Linked DNA regions of Homo sapiens: region 2 is linked to region 1. A link is a loop called in an ENCODE intact Hi-C map of the cell type or tissue named here. Cell type or tissue: CD14-positive monocyte. All regions are shown on one strand. Links, peaks and the distances in the headings refer to the core of each region. The heading gives the core; the rest is flanking DNA.

Evidence for each region. Hi-C counts contacts between places; a loop is a spot of excess contacts. Peaks named below come from ENCODE experiments on the same cell type or tissue, not always from the same donor. Only the 100,000 strongest peaks of a DNase experiment are listed, where the experiment ranks them.
Region 2: a loop joins it to region 1, with 2.2 times the contacts of the local background. A loop is called at or near these places in 1 of 110 quality-filtered maps.

Annotation. Positions count from the first base shown.
Region 1 is chr10:72,565,610-72,581,521 of GRCh38, reverse strand. MICU1 (mitochondrial calcium uptake 1) reads left to right here. Exons shown (of 12, transcript NM_001195518.2): 2 at 14,728-14,889. The coding sequence starts at 14,729. Among named protein-coding and RNA genes, the nearest start is that of MICU1, 53 kb to the left of the region's middle. In CD14-positive monocyte, for the core only: a CTCF peak has its summit at 13,425; no DNase peak of the experiment used is centred there; H3K27ac peaks cover 1,345 bases.
Region 2 is chr10:72,509,431-72,513,430 of GRCh38, reverse strand. The region is part of intron 5 of MICU1 (mitochondrial calcium uptake 1); the gene reads left to right. Among named protein-coding and RNA genes, the nearest start is that of MICU1, 110 kb to the left of the region's middle. In CD14-positive monocyte, for the core only: no CTCF peak of the experiment used is centred there; DNase peaks (open chromatin) are centred at 1,800 and 3,300; H3K4me3 peaks cover 3,251 bases; H3K27ac peaks cover 4,000 bases.

The sequences.
Region 1 (15,912 bases), core at 11,913-15,912:
TGAGTAGCTGGGATTACCGGCAGGCACCACCATGCCCAGCTAATTTTTGTACTTCAGTAGAGACAGGGTTTCACCATGTTGGCCAGACTGGTCTCAAACTTCTGACCTCAAGTGATCGCCTGCCTTGGTCTTTCAAAGTGCTGGGATTACAGGTGTGAGCCATTGTGCCTGGCCTCATTAAGTCTTAAATACAGGCATAACAGATGCTAACTTTTTTCACTTTTCTCCTAGGTTCATGGCAGCTATTGTTATCATAGATGGCAAATGTTTTGTGATAATATACGCCCTTTGCAAAAAAGCAGCATTGCACGTATCAGTGAAATAAATGCATTTGTTTATGTTTGCACTATTGCCTAGTGTGTATTTAATAAGTTGTTCTAGGTTGCAGTTTTAATAAAATAGATTAAGAAAAAGTGCATCCATCTGTGTTGTGGAGCACTAAGGTAATTATGTCACTACTCCTCAGTTGAATTGGGCATACTGTAATTTTTAGTGTGGAGTTTGGCATCTTGTTTGCTATTATAATTCATTCAGATTTTCTGTTGTCTTTTTTTTTCTGTTTTCAAAGGTAAATGTGGCAGAATAATAATTATGTTTTCCAGTAATTTGTGAAGATGAAACTTCTGGAATATTTTTGAGAACCTTGTTGCTGTTTAGATTAAATCATTGTTTTCCATAGGGAAATGAATGGATAATTTATTCAAGTATTTTGAAAGTATAATCAGCCATTAGAAAGCAAAAGCTTGGCCGGGCACAGTGGTTCACGCCTGTAATCCCAGCACTTTGGGAGGCTGAGGTGGGTGGATCACCTGAGGTCAGGAGTTCAAGACCAACCTGGCCAACATGGTGAAACCCCATCTCTACAAAAAATACGAAAGTTAGCCAGGTGTGGTGGCGCATGCCTGTAGTCCCAGCTACTCAGGAGGCTGAGGCAGGAGAATCACTTGAACCCAGGAGGTGGAGGTTGTGGTGAGCCAAGATCGTGCCTTTGCACTCCAGCCTGGGTGACAATGTGAGACTCTGTCTCAAAATAAATAAATAAATAAATTAATTAATTAAATAAATAAATAAATCAGCAAAAGCTTGGATGAAAATCTTTCCAGTCAGTAGTGGTACAGCTGAGATTGAATTGGAAAAGTATTGAAATGGTTTAAGTTGAGAATGTTTTAACCTTTTTTGGGTGAGTAGAGTGGGGTGGGGTTGTTTAATAAAAATAACATTCCACTAAAAAATAACATTGGATGGAATAGTGGGTATTAATTACATCATACCTAGACATATTATTTTACATTGAAAACAATGTCCCACTTTTTACAATGAAGAAAAGATGATGCCTCAGGGCTGGGAATAGACTGGAATTAAGTAAAATAAATATAACTTAATATTCCAGTAGCTCTCACAACAACAGTGATAAACTCTTGAAAAATAAAGATTATAAAATTCTCTTACTAAAGCAAATATACAAATTAATTTAGATGGCATTTTTTAAATCTGTCATATAAATGAAAAAGATTGATGACACAGGTTGATTATCTTTTATTTGAAATGCTTGGGACCAGAAACATTTAGATTTTTTTTTTTTTGATTTTTGAATATTTGGATATACATAATGAGATGTCTTGGGGATAGGACCCAAGTCTAAACACAAAATTCATTTATGTTTCATATGCACCTTATACATATAGCCTGCAGGTAATTTTATACCATATTTTTAATAATTTTTTTGCATGAGACAAAGTTTATATACACTGAGCCATCAGAAGCATAGGTGTCACCTTGTTATCATGAGATTGCATCCACCTATGTGGACATTCTGTGGTTGTTTGGCATAACCATTGTTGCTGACTCTGAATTTATATGCTACCAATTAGCAATCATCTTATGCCTATTCACACATATGTACTTAATGGTAAAAAAAAACATACTATTAATAAAATGAAAAAAATGTGTCAGGTATGAAATTTTCTGCTTGTAACACCATGGCAGCACTCAAAAAGTTTTGGATTTTAGGGCATTTCAGATTTGTGGATTAGGGTTGCTTAACTTGTATCTAATACAGGAACAGGAGTTCACTGATACACTGGTGGAAAGGGTAAATTGTAATGTTGGTATTGAAGGAGATTAGTGCTCTTTAAGAGGTCAAAGGGCGCTGCCTTACCTCTCCCACCAAGTGAGGAAGCCATGAGAAGCCTGTGTCTATGCGGAACAGGCCCTTACTAGACACAGAATCTGCTGGTGCCTTGATCTTGGACTCCCCGGCCTCCAGAACTATAAGCAATAATTTTTTGTTGTTTATGAATTACCCAGTATAAGGTGTATTGTCACAGCAGCCAGAACAGACTAAGACAATGTACAATATTATTTATATGTAAATACATAGAAAAATTTCAGGAAAGATGTTTACTAAACTGCTTTCTGAGGTTACTTCTAGGGAGAGTGATGGTATTTTAGGTATAGGTGTGCCTCATGGCAGGTTTGGTTCCAGACCACTGCCATAAAGCTAATGTCGCAAAATAGCAAGTCATATGAATTTTTTGGTTTCCCAGTGCATATAAAAGTTATGTTTATACTATAGTGTAGTCTATGAAGTGTGCAGTAACATTATATCTAAAAAACAGGCTGGGCGCGGTGACTCACACCTGTAATCCCAGCACTTTGGGAGGCCAAGGCGGATGGATCACAAGGTCAGGAGTTCAAGACCAGCCTGGCCAATATGGTGAAACCCCGTCCCACTAAAAATGCAAAAATTAGCCGGGTGTGGTGGCAGGTGCCTGTAGTCCCAGCTACTCGGGAGACTGAGGCAGGAGAGTCGCTTGAACCTGGGAGGTGGAGGCTGTAGTGAGCCAAGATTGCACCACTGTACTCCAGCCTGGGTGACAAAGCGAGACTCTGTCTCAAAACAACAACAACAACAGCAAAAAAAATGTGTACATGCCTTAATTAAAAATACTTTATTGGGCCAGGCATGGTGGCTCACACCTGTAATCTCAGTACTTTGGGAAGCTGAGGCAGGCAGATCAACTGAGGTCAGGAATTCGAGGCCCGCCTGGCCAACATGGTGAAACCCCACCTCTACTAAAAATACAAAAAAAAAAAAAAAGCCAGGCATGGTGGCACATGCCTGTAATCCCTGCTACTCTGGAGGCTGAGGCAGCAGAATCACTTGAACCCCAGAGGCAGAGTTTGCTGTGAGCCAAGATCATGCCACTGCACTCCAACTTGGGTGATAGAGTGAGACTCCATCTCAAAAAAAAAATCTTTATTGCTAAAAAATGGTAACAATCATCTGAGCCTTTAGCAAGTGACAGTCCTTTTGCTGATAGAGGGTCTTGCCTCCATGTTGATGGCTAATCAGGTGTAGTGGTTGCTGAAGACTGGGGTGGCTGTGGCAATTTCTTAAAAAAAGACAACAATGACGTTTGCAGCATCAATAGACTTTTTCTTTCACAAAAGATTTCTCTGTAACATAGGACGCCGATTGATAGTGTTTTACCCAGGTAATTTCTTTCAAAATTTTTTCAAAACTTGAGTCAGTTCTCCCAAACCCTGCTGCTGCCTTATCAACAAAGTTTATGGAATATTGTAAATCCTTTATGGTCATTTCAGCAATGTTCACAGCATCTTCACTGGGAGTAGGTTTCATCTCAAGAAACCGCTTTATTTGTTCATCCAGAAGAACAAAGTTCATCCATGTTGATGGCTGCTGTATGAACATGGATGAACTCTTCATCCATTCAAGTTTTGCCATGAGATCATAGCAATCCAGTCACATTTTCAGGCTTTACTTTAAAAAAAATTTTTTTAATTGAAATTTACAAAAACAATTTTTTTGACGCTAGCAGGACTGAAACTTGCAACTTTTGAATTAGAATTCCAGTGTGCTATTCAGGCTCCACTTCTAATTCTAGTTCTCTTGCTGTTTCCTCCGCATATGCAATGACTTCTTCTACTGATCAGATGAGATTGGGTGCTTTCAGGGTGGTATGGCTGTATACTTTTTTTTTTTTTTTTTGAGACGGAGTTTAGCTCTTGTCACCCAGGCTGGAGTGCAGTGATGCAATCTCAGCTCATCACAACCTCCGCCTCCCGGGTTCAAGCAATTCTCCTGCCTCAGCCTTCCGAGTAGCTGGGATTACAGGCATGTGCCACCATGCCTGGCTAATTTTGTATTTTTAGTAGAGACGGAGTTTCTCCATGTTGGTCAGGCTGGTCTCGAACTTCTGACCTCAGGTGATCTGCCTGCCTCGGCCTCCCAAAGTGCTGGGATTACAGACATGAGCCACCATGCCCAGGCTTCAATATGTAGTCTTTTATCCCTCACTGCCCTCCCACCTGTCCCCCCAGAGCCCCCAGAGTCCATTATATCATTATTATGCCTTTGTGCCCTCATAGCTTAGCTCCCACTTATTAGTGAGAACATAGAATATTTGGTTTTCCATTCCAGAGATACTTCACTTAGAAGAATGGCCTCCAGCTCCATCCAAGTTGCTGCAAAAGCCATTATTTCATTTTGTTTTATGGCTAAGTAATATTCCATGGTGTATATACACCACATTTTCTTTATCCACTTGTTGGTTGATGGGCATTTAGGTCAGTTCCATATTTTTTTTGCAATTGCAAATTGTGAGATATAGCATAATTCTTATGGATCCTAAGGATTTTCAGAATGATGAATGAGCGTTGCCTTCAACTTAAAGTCACTAGGTACATTAGCCCCTAACAAGAGAGTCAGCCTGTCCTTTGAAGCTTTGAAGTCAGGCATTGACTTCTCTCTAGCTGTGAAAGTCCTAGATGGCATCTTCTTCCTAGTAAGGCTGTTTTGTCTACACTGAAAATCTCTTGTTTAGTGTAGCCACCTTCATCAAATGATCTTAGCTAGATCTGGATAACTTGCTGCTTCACCTTGCACCTTTTATGTTATGAGGACAACTTCTTTCCTTATACCTCATAAACCTGTGCTAGCTTCAAACTTTTCTTCTGCAGCTTCCTCACTGCTCAGCTTTCATATAATTGAAGAGAGTTAAGGTCTTTCTCTGGATTAGGCCTTGGCTTAAGGGAATGTTGTGGCTGATTTGATCTTCTGTCTAGACCACTAAAATCTGCCTCACATCAGCAGTAAGCCTGATTCACTCTTTTATTCTTATGTTCATTGGAGTAGCACTTTTAATTTTTTTCAAGAACTTTTCCTCTGCATTTGCAGCTTGGCTAACTTTTGGCCTATCTTGGCCTTTGGCTTTTGACATGCCTTCCTCATAAGCTTAATCATTCCTAGCTTTTTTTTTTTTTTTTTTTTTTTGGTGTTTTTTTGAGACGGAGTTTGACTTGTGTTGCCCAGGCTGGAGTGCAGTGGCACGATCTCAGCTCACTGCAACCTCTGCCTCCCAAGTTCAAGAGATTCTACTGTTTCAGCCTCCCGAATAGCTGGGATTACAGGCTCCCACCACCATGCCCAGCTAATTTTTGTATTTTTAGTAGAGATGGGGTTTTGCCATGTTGGTCAGGCTGATCTCGAACTCCTGACTTCAGGTGATCCACCCGCCTCAGCCTCCCAAAGTGCTGGGATTACAGGCGTGAGCCACCGCGCCCGGCCCACTTCTAGCTTTTGATTGAAAGTGAGATGTGTGAAATTTGTCCTTTCACTTGAACGTTCATTTAGAGGCCCTTGTAAGGTTGGTTGTTAACTGGTCTAATTTTAATATTACTGTGTCTCAGGGAATGGGAAGGCTTGAGGAAAGGGAGAGAGACGGGGAAATGACGGGTGAGTGAAGCAGAACACACACAACAGTTACCAATTACGTTTGCCATCTTTGGGCATGGTTTTTGGTGCCTCAGAACAATTAAAATAGTAACACCAAAGGTCACTGATCCTAGATCATGATAACAAATACAGTAATAATGAAAAAGTTGGAAATATTGCAAGAATTACCAAGATGTGACACAGAAACACAAAGTATGTGTATGCTGTTGGGAAAATGGCACCAATGGACTTGTTTGAAACAGGGTTGCCACAAACCTTCAATTTGTGAAAAATGCAATCTCCATGAAGTGTATCATAAAGTGAGGCACAATAGAATGAGGTATGCCTTTATTTGAAGAAGACTTACTCTTTTTTTGTGCTTCTGTGTAACATTTTAGACAATGAAAATTTATTTTTATATTATTTGTACAATTAAAGCTATTAAAAATGTAAAAAAATACAAATATTTGTGAAAGTTACAGATATTAGGATGAATCACTTTTGTTAGATCCAAACAAAATAGGGCCAGGAAGGCCACAGACAGAGGAGACTGCTGCTTACATGTGTGAGATGAGTGTTTCCAAAAAGTTGGGCATGGTGGCTCACACCTGTAATCCCATGGACTTGGAATGCTGAGGCAGGATGATTGCTTGAGACAAGGAGTTCAAAACTAGCCTTAGCAATACAGCAAGACCCCATCTCCGTAAAAATTGAGAGAGAGAGAAAAGACAGAACCATTTTCAGGAACTTTCTAAAAATCCCACAAGAAACTCTTTGACATCATCCGGGCATCTCCTATTTTGAGAAGGTTTATTACTAGACATTCTTTACAACTAGTAATAAACCTAGTCCTTTTTTTGAGCGCACTTGTCCAGTGCTCTCAAAAGAACACTTGCCCAGTAATGGCATCTCCACCAGTGAACTAACAACAGCAATGGCTTTGGGCCTCTGGAACAAGTGAACTCTGTTTCTAAGCAGCTTAAGTGAATCTCTGCCTGTTTCCTAATAAAGCTTCCCTTTATCCTTTCCTCACTGGATACGCTGGTGACTTGCCATCCCATGCATTCTAGATTATAATTCTCATTTCTCATTCCCGAATAAATTCAACATATTTGGGGATAATTTTCCTTAGTATCTTTTTTTTAGACTGACATACTCTTCTTGCTTGTGCCACACAAAAACCTGCATAATGTCCAATAAATCATTATTATCATTATTATCTCATTATTTCCCCATCTTTATTTTTTATTTTATTTTATTTTTTTGAGATGGAGTTTCACTCTTGCTGCCCAGGCTGGAGTGCAATGGTGCAATCTCAGCTCACTGCAACCTCCACCTCCTGGGTTCAAGCGATTCTCCTGCCTCAGCCTCCCGAGTAGCTGGGATTACAGGCATGTGCTACCATGTTTGTATTTTTAGGAGAGATGGGATTTCACCATGTTGGTCAGGCTGGTCTTGAACTCCTGAATTCAGGTGATCCACCTACCTCAGCCTCCCAAAGTACTTGAGATTACAGGCGTGAGCCACCACGCCCGGCTGACATTTTATTTAACTGAGTTCTCACTTTAATTGGTGGCCAGATCTGGGTAGATCTCAGATATGTTTCTTGGCCACAGAGTTAGCAGGTGCTGCTTTCAACAACAGTGTCGGGTAATAGTTGGTTAATAGTACAGGAGAGGTTTATTTAGGCCAGTGCAAGGATTGGAAGAGCCAAGTAGTCATTCTCTAAATGTGCAGTTGTCAGGGGTCAGAAATATAAGGGGGTAAATCAAATATAAAAAGGCAAGCAGAAATTTTAAGTCAGGATAAGGATATGGTCTGGAATTGTAATAGTTTGCTAATTTGTGTAAGAATGTGCCAGTACTCAAAATAAAAGGATATGAGCTTGATTTACATAAAGTTTATCTCACTAGGGAAGCTTGCCATAATGTGCCTTGATTGTTGAGACATTATTGGGCCTGAGCTCAGTGGTGGGGCTGGTAAGTGACAGTTCCTGGCTGAGGGGAATGCAACAACTGCCTTCTGGGCCTGCCTTTATTTTTACTTAAATGAAAAAGTTTAAATAAAATCCCTAGGGGAGCATTAAATTTTATTTGCCTAATTTAAATTTTATTTATAAATAAAAAATTAACCATGTGATTATATATTTTACAAAGTTTAATTGGCATGTGCATATTACCTTATATTCTTCCTTTAAACTTAAATGAAAATGCTAATATGAAATACTGTACATTTGTTTGCATGGATAAATACATAAATTTTGTTTCAAATGAAATAGCATATCATAAAAATCTCTCTGTATGTTATCTTATTTCCAACTCCCACCAGCACCACTACTATTACTTTTTGTGAGTGTGTTGTTACTTAATAAGTACATATGCGTTCTTATTTTCTCCTTTTTTATATGAAAGGTGGCATACTGTATGTGGTATTCCATATGTTGCCTTAGTTTTTTTTTTTTTTTTTTTTTTTTTTTTGTAGTGATGGGGGTCTCATTATGTTTCCCAGGCTGGTCTCAAACTCCTGGACTCAAGTGACCCTCCCATATTGGCCTTCCAAACTGCTGGGATTACAGGCATGAGCTACTGCGGCTGGCCTATTGCTTTTAAAAAGATAACACTATGAACTTTTTTCATGTTTTTACATAAAGTTTTCTCATTCTCTTTATTGCTATGTGGTATTGCTTTATATAGATTTATCATACTTTAACCAATCTCTCTTGGTGAACATTGGGGTAGTTCTTAGTGTTTTGCTATTATAAACTATGATATAATAATTATGCACCATATACATGTGCATAATTTCACAAGTGTGCAAGTACATCAGTAGGGTATATTATTAGAAGTGGAATTTCTAGGCCAGTATATGCAGATTATATGAGTAATTTTAATGCAAATTACCAAATTGCCCACCATAAATTGTACAGATTTGCATGTTCATCAGTAGTGCCATTCTGCAACATTGTCAACAAATGTGTTTTCAAACTTTTTGATTTTTGCCCGTTTGATGGGTGAAAAGTATCTGAGTATAGGTTTAATTTGCATTATTTTATTATGAGTGAGATTAAGTATCTTTTCACAGTTTTCGGAGCCATTTTTCTTTTCCAACTGTCTTTTTATATCTTTACCCAACTTTCTGTTGGTTTGTGAAGTAATATTTTAATAATATTTTATTATTATCATTTTTAATATTTACATTCCATTCCATTATGTTATTATAGCATCATTTATTTTTCTGTAGTTGGGCATTTGATCTACTTTTAGAGTGTGGCTGTTATATTTTTTCTGCTGAGAACAGTTATTAAACAGGTTTTTCTCATTAAGTTTATTTGGGAGTCAAAAATGCAAGGATCTGTTATAGGTTTTTGTACTAATTAGCTATGAGGAAATCACATAACTTATCTGGGTCTGAGTTGGTAAAACTCAGAACTTTCAAAGTTTGAAATCCCCTAGAGCCATAGCATATAGAAATGGATTGCCCAAACTAATAAATCTTGAATACTTTATATGATCTTAGTCTTTTCTCCTAAATGAAATTAATTAAATTTTGTTATAGTGTTTTCTACCAAAGATATGAGAGTGCTAAAGAGATAAAAGGAACCCTAAGCTCACCTACGCAATTCTTTCATTTTACCAGTGAGTGAGCTTTTTTCCCAAGGAGGAGGGATGAGCTTCTTTAGTATATACAGCTAGCTGTTGAGTAGTACAGTTGAGACCAGATCTTGGATCATTGGATTTCTGCCATACTACTTAGTGTTTGTTTTTTTTTTTTTACCATAGTACCTAGTGTTGTTGTTATTGTTTTAATTTATTTCTCCTTTTTATCTTCCATATCTCCTGTGCAATTAGATATTAATATGTGTTTGATACCAATGTCTTTATCATTATTTTTTTTTTAGAGGTGGGGTTTTACCATGTTGCCCATGTTGGACTTAAACTCCTGGGCTCAAGCTATCCTCCCACCTCAGCCTCTTTAAGTAGCTGACGTGTGCCACCATGCCCAACTACATTTTGTTTTTCTTTGGAAATTTTTTGTTTGATTCTGTTTTTTATTTCTACACTTATAATCTAGGCACTCATCACCCAATACCTAGGTTATTAATGCCTTCTGGCTGTACTCATCACTTTCCTGTCAGCTCTCTCTGCCTTTGCTTCTTTGCAGTTTATTCCATGCACTGCTAATAGATAGACTGATAATGCTTTAACCCGTTTTTACCATGATCTCTTCCTATTAAAGAACTTGAGTGGCTTCCTATTTTACATATGCTCTAAATTCTTGGTCTGGCATTCAAAGGTCCTTCTCAAGTGATTGTGGCTTACTTAGTTGATCATATGTCTAGCTGTTCTCTACATCTGATCAGATGTTGTAAATTTATCTTCCAGGCTTATATACCCCTTGCCTGTTAGAACTTTTGGCTTTTTGAGGTAGGGTCTTACTCTGTCAACCAAGCTGGAGTGCAGTGGTACAATCTCGGCTCACTACAACCTCCGCCTCCTCGGTTCAAGTGATTCTTTTCCCTCAGCCTCCTGAATAGCTGGAATAACAGGCGCCTGCCACCAGGCCCAGCTAATTTTTGTATTTTTAGTAGAGACAGGGTTTCACCATGTTGGCCAGGCTGGTCTCGAACTCCTGACCTCAAGTGATTTGCCCGCCGTGGCCTCCCAAAGTGCTGGGATTACAGGTGTGAGCCACTGCACTCATCCTGTTCCAACTTTTGAATTGGCTGTTATTTATTTTAAACATTGAAAACTTCCAAGTGTCTGTTCTTTCTGTTGTCAGTGATGAATAATGTTTCCTCCAGATATGCATGTTTTAGTTTAGTGCTCATTTTTGCTGTAGCGAAGAGCAGTGCTATTTATGTGAGTGTACATGTGGATTTGAGAAATGTTAATTTTGAAATGAACCAAAAAAAAAAAAATCAGAAGTTGCCAGACAGGAAGAAAATATAATGGACAGCCTCCTGGGTGCTGGATTTTGCTAGAGTATGTGCAATAAAATGAGATGATTTCTGGGATTGGGGAAGGATATAAGAATTGTGTTATTAAAGCTTAGGTCATGGAAAATAGGAGAAAAGATTAACAGTTTTTCCATTTTGTCTATATGAGGGCAAGATTTAGGTCCAATTTCAAAATTGGACCTAGATTGGATGAAGGGAGCTAGGAGCAAAGTTTACATAAGAGATTATAGGTATAGGTCCCAGGGAAGAGTTAATAGTAACCAGCTCATTGATTTTAGGAGATGCCTAAGTAGTCTAACCTGACTTGAATCCAAATAATAGAAGACAGTTTTCTAAGTAAATTAGGAACTTAGAGTATACTTAAATGTTAGGAGCAAGTACCTGTATAGTTTGTACACAGACATGTGAAAGTAAAATGGTTAAGTATTTTAAGCACTAATAATGTAACAAGTCCTGTGCTAGACTATGTGTTTACAACTTGAAAAAAAAAATAATTTGGGCCTTGAGGCAAGGGGAGAAAAAATTACGTATGCCATAGGAAGATATGTACAAAGTGCAAAGTAGTTTAAATTAGGAATCAGTGGGCTGGGCATGGTGGCTCACACCTGTAATCCCAGCACTTTGGGAGGCCAAGGCGGGCAGATCACTTGAGGTCAGGAGTTCGAGACCAGCCTGGCCAATATGGTAAGACCCCGTCTTTACTAAAAATATAAAATTAGCTGGGCATGGTAGCACACTTCTGTAATCCCAGCAACTTGGGAGGCTGACGCAGGAGAATTGGTTGAACCCAGGAGGTAGAGGTTGCAGTGAGCCAAGATCATGCCACTGTACTCCAGCCTTGGCGACAGAGCAAGACTCCATCTCAAAACACACACACAAAAATTTAGGAATCAGTGAACTGTGCTTTGAGAAAAATCAAAGGGGGCATGGATTCTTTGTATAATTTGAATGAATTACCTCTACAAAAAAGTGGGACTGTAAAGAAATGCCTCTTCTTCCATCAGCCCATCTGGTGCATTAAAACAGTGAGGTACTATACTGAGCCCTGAAGGTCATAATCTAGAGGGAAAAAAATCATTTACATTAATTCTCTGGATGGAGGTGCCCGAAATGATCCTATGGTTTTGGGGGTGTCTCAACATTTCTCTGACTTAATCAAAATTTTACACCATTCTGAGGCTTAAGACTAAACAAAAGCTTTTGCTGACTAACCCAGTCTCAACTTTATCTTTTTTATTTGTAGTTTTCTGTCATTTCTATCATAATATTTCTATACTTCAAGATATAATTTTAGGCCGGGTGTGGTGGCTCACGCCTGTAATCTCAGCACTTTGGGAAGCCGAGGCAGGTAGATCACCTGAGGTCAGGAGTTTGGGACCAGCCTGACCAACATGATGAAACCCCATCTCTATTAAAAATGCAAAAATTAGCCAGGCATCATGGTATGTGCCTGTAGTCCCAGCTACTCAAGAGGCTGAGACAGGAGAATTGCTTGAATCCGAGAGGCAGAGGTTGCAGTGAACTGAGATCATGCCACCACACTCCAGCTTGGGCAACAGAGTGAGACGCCATCTCAAAAAAAAAAAAAAATATATATATATATATATATATATATATATATGCATATATATGATTTTAGAAATGTATTGTTTTAAAAGTGTTTTGTATTTATCTTGTTTAATTAGAATGTAGATAGTTTTTGGCTTTCTGGGTCTCACATAGGGATGTATATACAGTATGAATTTAATAAATTTTTGTTGAATAAGAACTTCCCAGCCAGGCGCGGTGGCTCATGCCTGTAATCCCGGCACTTTGGGAGGCCGAGGCGGATGGATCACTTGAGGTCAAGAGTTCGAGACCAGCCTTGCCAACATGGTGAAACCCTGTCTCTACTAAAAAAACAAAAATTAGCCAGGTGTGGTTGTCGTGTGCCTGTAATCCCAGCTACCCAGGAGGCTGAGACAGGAGAATCGCTTGAACCCGGGAGGTGGAGGTTGCAGTGAGCCGAGATTGCGCCACTGTACTCCAGCCTGGGTGATAGGGCAAGACTCAGTCTCAAAAAAAAAAAAAAAAAAAAAAAGAATAAGAACTTCCCAGTAATTATCTTGGATGCTGAATTAGTTGGCTATTGATGGGGCAACAAACAACACCCAAATCTTTGCAGCTTACAGTTACACACATTTATTTCTCACCAGCATTCTACAGGTCAGCTGTGCTCAGCTGGCTCAGCTGGGCTTGACAGTGGTTTATTCCAGGCTGAAGTCTGTTCATTATGGATGCCAGTTTGAAGGATCAGTGTCTCTTTGGGACATGGTCTTCCCTCGATGGAGTGCAGGAACACAAGAAAACTAACAGCAGCACCTCCTAAAAGCACTTCATGGAACTGGTCCACATTCCATTGGTTAGAGCAAGACATATGGCAAGACATACGCCAAAAACTTAAAGAGAAGGAAATTTATGACCTGGCATTCATATGCAGAAGGGGAAGAAAAAAGTAGAAAAGTAATTTTGCCTAAGGGATGGGGGATGGAAGAGTAAGTATTTATTGAACAGTAATATGCACTAATACAGATGTTTCAGATTTAAAACAAAACATTAAAAGAATTTTTTTTTAAGTGAAGTTTGAACTATAGAGAATCTGGTAGGGAGGAGGGCTTCCAAGGACCTGGGTGTGAAAAATATTTAATAAAAACTTCAAAGCAGTGTCAGCATTATAAGGTAGGGGGCAGCAAAGTCTCCCCTCCTAGGTTGAAGTCTCCCTACCTAACTCCGAGACATTGAAGTATGGAATTAGTCCTCCCTAGGTTCAAATTCTAGATCTATCACTTCCTACCTTTGTACTCTTGAGCAAGTTATATTTTAGATCTGTAAAATATGGGTACCAGTTATCTTTTTTCATTTCAGCTCTAAACACATCTTTCATTGTCCCGTTTGTGATACTGGAAGTTTTTCCCTTGCCAGTTACTGTTAAACTTTGTCAGTAGAGAGACTAGAAGGACCCTGGAGGAGGGGTGTTTCTTGCTGAGTCTAGTGTGCCCTTTGTGGCTTGCTTCTATAGCATGCAGGAACTAGTGGGACACTCAATGGCACCCAGCTCCTAAGGAGTTTTAGCAGCAACTCTCATATGCAATTTCCTAGTGAAACTGCCTCCCCATGGGTGGCTTCCCCTGGCATCGCGAAGGTCAGCTTCCCAACAAATTCCGCTGGCATGAGTTGTCCAGTAGATGACTTGTTCTGGCATCACAGAGAGTGGCTTTCTAGTGCATTTTGCTGGCATGGCACCTTAGTAAGTTTCTCTGACATACATAGCTGTGCCCTCTCCACACAGTCTGATCTCTGCCCTGTGAGTGAGAGTAGACCTTTTATAGACTGGTCTTTTCTTGGTGCTCTGTGTCAGATCTAGAATAGTAACTGCTCCCTATATCTGCTATTTCTTTAACTTCTGAGTAGTAAATTTCCTGTTGTAACTAATAATTTTTTATTTTTTATTTATTTTATTCATTTTTTTGAGACAGCATCTTGCTCTGTTGATCATAGCTCACTGTCACCTCAACATCCTGGGCTTAAGTAGTGCTCTCACCTCAGCCCCCTGAATAGCTGGGACTACAAGTGCATGTCACCATGCTTGGCTGATTTTTTTTGGTAGAGATGGGGTCCTACTATGTTGTCCAGGCCGTTCTTCAACTCCTGGGCTCAAATGATCCTCTCTCTTTGGCCTCCCAAAGTGCTAAGATTACAGGCATGAGCCACATACCTGGCCTTAATAATGTTTTATATTAAAAGTTTCATACTCAAATTATCATGTGGTTTCTGTCTTCTAATTGTACTTTGACTAATATATCAGTTTTATAAGTAGTACTTTGCTCATAAGATTATTCTGAGGATTAAATGGGATAATATAAGCAAATTGTTTAGAATAGTGCCTGTCATAGAGCAATTACTTTAGTGTTTATTAGAAATGTTGGTAGGATCATCATCATCATCATCATAACTACCACTAGCTAAGAGTGACATTTCTACTTATTGTCCACAGGATGTTTCGTCTGAACTCACTTTCTGCTTTGGCAGAACTGGCTGTGGGTTCTCGATGGTACCATGGAGGATCACAGCCCATCCAGATCCGGCGAAGACTAATGATGGTGGCTTTCCTGGGAGCATCTGCAGTAACTGCAAGTACTGGTCTTTTGTGGAAGAGGTGAGTGTTATCCAACCATCTTGTTCTTGCGTATACTTTTATTCTTCCAGTCATCTCTGTTGTCAGAAAGGAGTTGATTTCTGGCTTAACTCTGTATCAGAATTTCTTGCTCGGATCATTTGGTATTGTTAATATTCGTCTATGAAATAAGATGTTTCAAAGAATTCAACATGCTAAGGCAATACTTAGGAAACACTGTGCTTCAAGGTCTGCCTGTCTCCTCTGCTGAACATTTTAAATAATGGGATAGGGATAGCAATAGCAGCTTTAGAAAATGAAGGCTTTCTGGCCAGGCGCGGTGGCTTACACCTGTAATCCCAGCACTTTGGGAGCCCAAGGTGGTTGGATCACTTGAAGTCAGGAGTTTGAGACCAGCTTGGCCAACATGGCAAAAACCCATCTCTACAAAAATACAAAAAATAGCCAGACACAGGGCGTGAGCCTGTAGTCCCTGCTACTTGGGAGGCTGAGGCAGGAGAATTGTTTGAACCTGGGAGGCAGGTGGAGGTTGCAGTGAGCCAAGATTGTGCCATTGTACTCCAGCCTGGGTGACAGAGAAAAACTGTCTCCAAAAAAAAAAAAAAAAAAAAAAAGAAAATGAATGCTTTCTGAGACTTCACAATTTGGTGACCCTGTGAAATTAACAAAGGAACCTTGGTACTTTAGTGTCCCTGATAATTTTTTTCACTAGTTATGGAAACTTCCTTGGAAAGAAGAGAAAATGTAGTGAGCCACAGTCTTCTCTTTCTTAAAATACATAGTTACTGTTTTTCTGACTCTGTCACTCTCTGTTTTTTATTTTTGTTTGTTTGTTTTTTTGAGATGGAGTCTTGCTCTGTCGCCCAGGCTGGAGTGTAGTGGCATGATCTCAGCTTACTGCAACCTCTGCCTCTGGGTTCAAGCAATTCTCAAGTAGCTGGGATTATAGGTGTGCACCACCATGCCCGGCTGGGATTACAGGTGTGCACCACCATGGCTAATTTTTTTTTTTTTATTATACTTTAAGTTTTAGGGTACATGTGC
Region 2 (4,000 bases), core at 1-4,000, 56 kb after region 1:
ATTAGAACTCAACAGCCAAATGAGAAATAACAAATTCAAAAATGAGCAAAGGATTTGGATAGACATTTCTCCAAAGAAGATATACAGATGGTCAAAAAGCACATGAAAAGATGCTGAGCATCATTAGGTATTAGGGGAATGTAAATCAAAATCACAGTGAGATACCATGTCATATCCATGAGGATGGTTATAATTTTTTAAAGAAGAAGAGGAAGAAGTATTGGTGAGGGTGTGGAGAATGTGGAATCCTCTTACATTGCTTATGGGAATGTAAATGGTGCTGTAATCGCAGTACTTTGGGAGGCTGAGGTGGAAGGATTGCTTAAAGCCCAGGAGATCAAGGATGCAGCCCAGATCCATGATTGTGCCACTGCATTTCATCCTGTGCGACAGAGCAACCTCCTCCTGTCTTAAACAAAAAACAACCAGCTGAGTGTGGTGGCTCATGCCTGTAACCCCAGCACTCTGGAGGCTGAGGCACGCAGATTGCTTAACTCCAGGAGTTCAAGACCAACCTGGGCAACATGGCAAAACCCCATCTCTACAAAAAATACAAAAATTACCCGAGCATGGTGACATGTACCTGTAGTCCCAGCTACTGGGGAGGCTGAGATGGGAGGATCACCTGAGCTGAGCCCCAGAGGTCAAGGCTGCGGTGATCCAAGATCATATCACTGCACTCCAGCCTGGGTGTCAGAGTGAGACACTGTCTCAAAACAAAACAAAACAAAACAAAACAAAACAAAAACCAAAAACATAGAGCTGCCATATGACCCAGCAGTTCCTCTCCTTAGTACATACCAAAAGAATTGACAACAGGTACTCAAACAGATACTCATACATGAATAACCAAAAGGTGGAAATAACCTAAATGTCTTTGAGCATATGAATAGATAAACTGTGGCATATACATACAGTGGGGTTTGGATCATAATCTGGAAAGATACAATCCCAAAAAATCAAAATTCCTTACCTTGTTATCTTTATTTGGGAGTTAAGTATGGCTTAAGGAGCTGTGTATGGGGGCCAGGCATGGTGGCTCACGCCTGTAATCCCAGCACTTTGAGAGGCCAAGGTGGGCAGATCATGAGATTAGGAGATCGAGACCATCTGGCCAATATGGTGAAACCCATCTCTACTAAAATACAAAAAATTAGCCAGACGTGGTGGCGGGCACCTGTAATCCCGCTACTTGGGAGGCTGAGGCAGGGGAATTGCTTGAACCTGGGAGGCAGAGATTGCAGTAAGCAGAGATTGTGCCACTGTACTCCAGCCTGGCGACAAAACGAGACTCCGTCTCAAAAAAAAAAAAAAAAAAAAAAACAAAAAACAACTGTGTATGGATGCCAGATTGATAAGGGATGAACTTGTGGACTTCATTTTAGGTATCAGTAATTTTAAATGTCAACTTGACTAGATTAAGGAATACCTAGAAACCTGGTAAAGCATTATTTTGGGTGTTAGGGTGAGGAGACTAGTGTGTGAATCTGAGTGGATTTAGATGGGGACGGTCTGCCCTCAATGTTGATGGGCACCACCCAATCAGCTAGGGATCTGGAGACAGCAAATGGTTCTCTCTGAGAGCTGGGGCAGACTTTTCTGCTGCTGCTTTGGATATCAGAAATTCGACTTCAGAAAAGTGTATTATCACAGCATTTATTGTGTGTAAGCATTGTGCGTTTATGTTAAAACGTTGAAACTTCCTCAATAAATGAAGAAATGACCTTTTTTGTACTGCATTTGTGAAAGATAAAATTTCTCAAGATCTCAGCTCTTTGGGCAACTGTGTATGCAATAATGACCCATTGTGGTTTTTAACTTATCTCATGAAAAGACTTAGGTTTGTTCTCAGGGTATTTCAGATGACTGCCTTTATAACTGGGGCACATACGATTACTAACTATAGTGATAGGCGTTTATACATTTCCCCTTTGAGCCATTTCTTTATGAACAGTGGTTCTTCTGCTCAAAGTGTTCTGTCTCATTCTTATGTTTCTCAAATCTTCTTTAAAAATGTAAGCAAATATTTTTAAAGAATTTTTATGTTTTCCAAAATTAGGATTTTAGACTTTAGGGATTTTGATCTTTGGGGATTTCAACATTCGGGATTATGGTGTTCAGTGTGTATTTTGGGGGGATTATGATCAGCATCCCATACAGTGGAATATCATTTGGCAATAAAAAGGAATTAAATATTGATTCATGCTACAACATGGTGAACCTAAAAAACATTATGTTCAGTGAAAGAAGCCAAACCTAAAAGGCCTACGTACTGTGTGGTTAAATGGTAAAAATGGTGAATTTATCACAATCAAAACCAATAAACCTCTACAGGAAAAAATAAGGACAAAGAAAGGCTGTTCCCTATTAATGGAGACTAAAGAGACATGACAACTAAATGCAGTTTATGATTGTGGATTACATCCTTGATCAGGGTGAAAATAGCTATAAAGGAAATTATTGGGACAATTTGCTAAAATTTGAAAATGGACTGGATTTGGCTGGTCGCAGTGGCTTACATCTGTAATCCCAGAACTTTGGGAGGCCAAGGTGGGTGGATTACCTGAGGCCAGGAGTTCAAGACCAGCCTGGCCAACATGGCAAAACCCGTCTCTACTAAAAATACAAAAATTAGATGGGCGTGGTGGTGTGCATCTGTAATCTCAGCTACTCGGGAGGCTGAGGCTTGAACCCGGGAGGCAGAGGTTGCAGTGAGCTGAGATCACGCCACTGCATTCCAGCCTGGGTGACAGAGCGAGACTCCATCTCAAAAAAAAAATAAAAAAGGACTGAATTAGATAATAGTATGTGTATCAATACTAAATTTCCTGGTTTTATTAAATATACACTGTGCTATAAATTATGTATCAGAATTACATTTTGGGGATTTTAGGCTTTAGAAATTTTGATCTTTGGGGATTTCAACGTTTGGGATTATGGCATTTGGGATTGTGACCATTAGAGAATGTCTTTGTTCCCAGGAAATCTATGCTGAGGTACTTAAGCATAAAGTGGCATGATGTCTCCAATTTACTTTCAAAGTGGCATGTTGAAAAAATACAAGGCAAATTGTGTAATATGTAAACTGTTGGTGAATTGGTAAAAAATATATAATAGTACTTTATACTAATCTTTCAACTTTTCTGTGAGTTTGAAGTTATGTCAAACTCAAATTTTGTTACCAACAAAATTAGATTTGCCCTTATGTTACCTTCTCAGCATCAGCATGGCCCGGATGATTGTTAGAAAAATAATGTTAGGTTTGCTTCTTTGGCTTAACTTCCTCATTTCACTCTATCCTTAGACTTTTGTCTGTTTCTCAACCTGTGGCTTCCACTATGTTATTTATTTTAATTATAGCAATTTCCCCATAAGCTTATTACATCATTATTATTAAATATTAGCTTCTATACACATTTATTGTTATGGCTGGTAATGGTCAGCCTTTGGGGACCTATTCTCATTTTGTGTATTTTTTCCTGTTCACATAGTTTACCTTTGCAGTATCTTGGGTAACGTAAAAAATGCAAATTTTTTTCTTTTATTTTGAGAAATTTAAATATTAACTTCCTGGTGGAGGGCTTTGCTGTTCTAGTTCTCATCCAGTAGCTTTTTTTGTCTGAAATTTCTGTTCAGTCTCTTGGTAGAAGATCAAGTGTAGTATGAGATCTAACCTTAATAACATACTGGACTATACTCATTTTTGTTGTCAACTCAAAGAAGTAATCTCTAAATGCTATCAAGCAGGACTATGCCTTCTGTGAGCCGCAAAAGAAGTCAGCAAAGTTCTTCTAAGTAGAAGCGCCATCAAAACCTACTACTGTGTAATTGTTATTCACCTGTGGACTTTAACCTGTCCATAGCTACTGTTTCTTATGAACAAGTAAATATCTAGTAGAGGCTATTTTGAATGAGTTTATTGAGAAGATCATACAAACTGACTTCACGATGATTCGTGTGGTACTTGTATTTTCAGTTGGTTAACCAGTTTTCTTTCCTT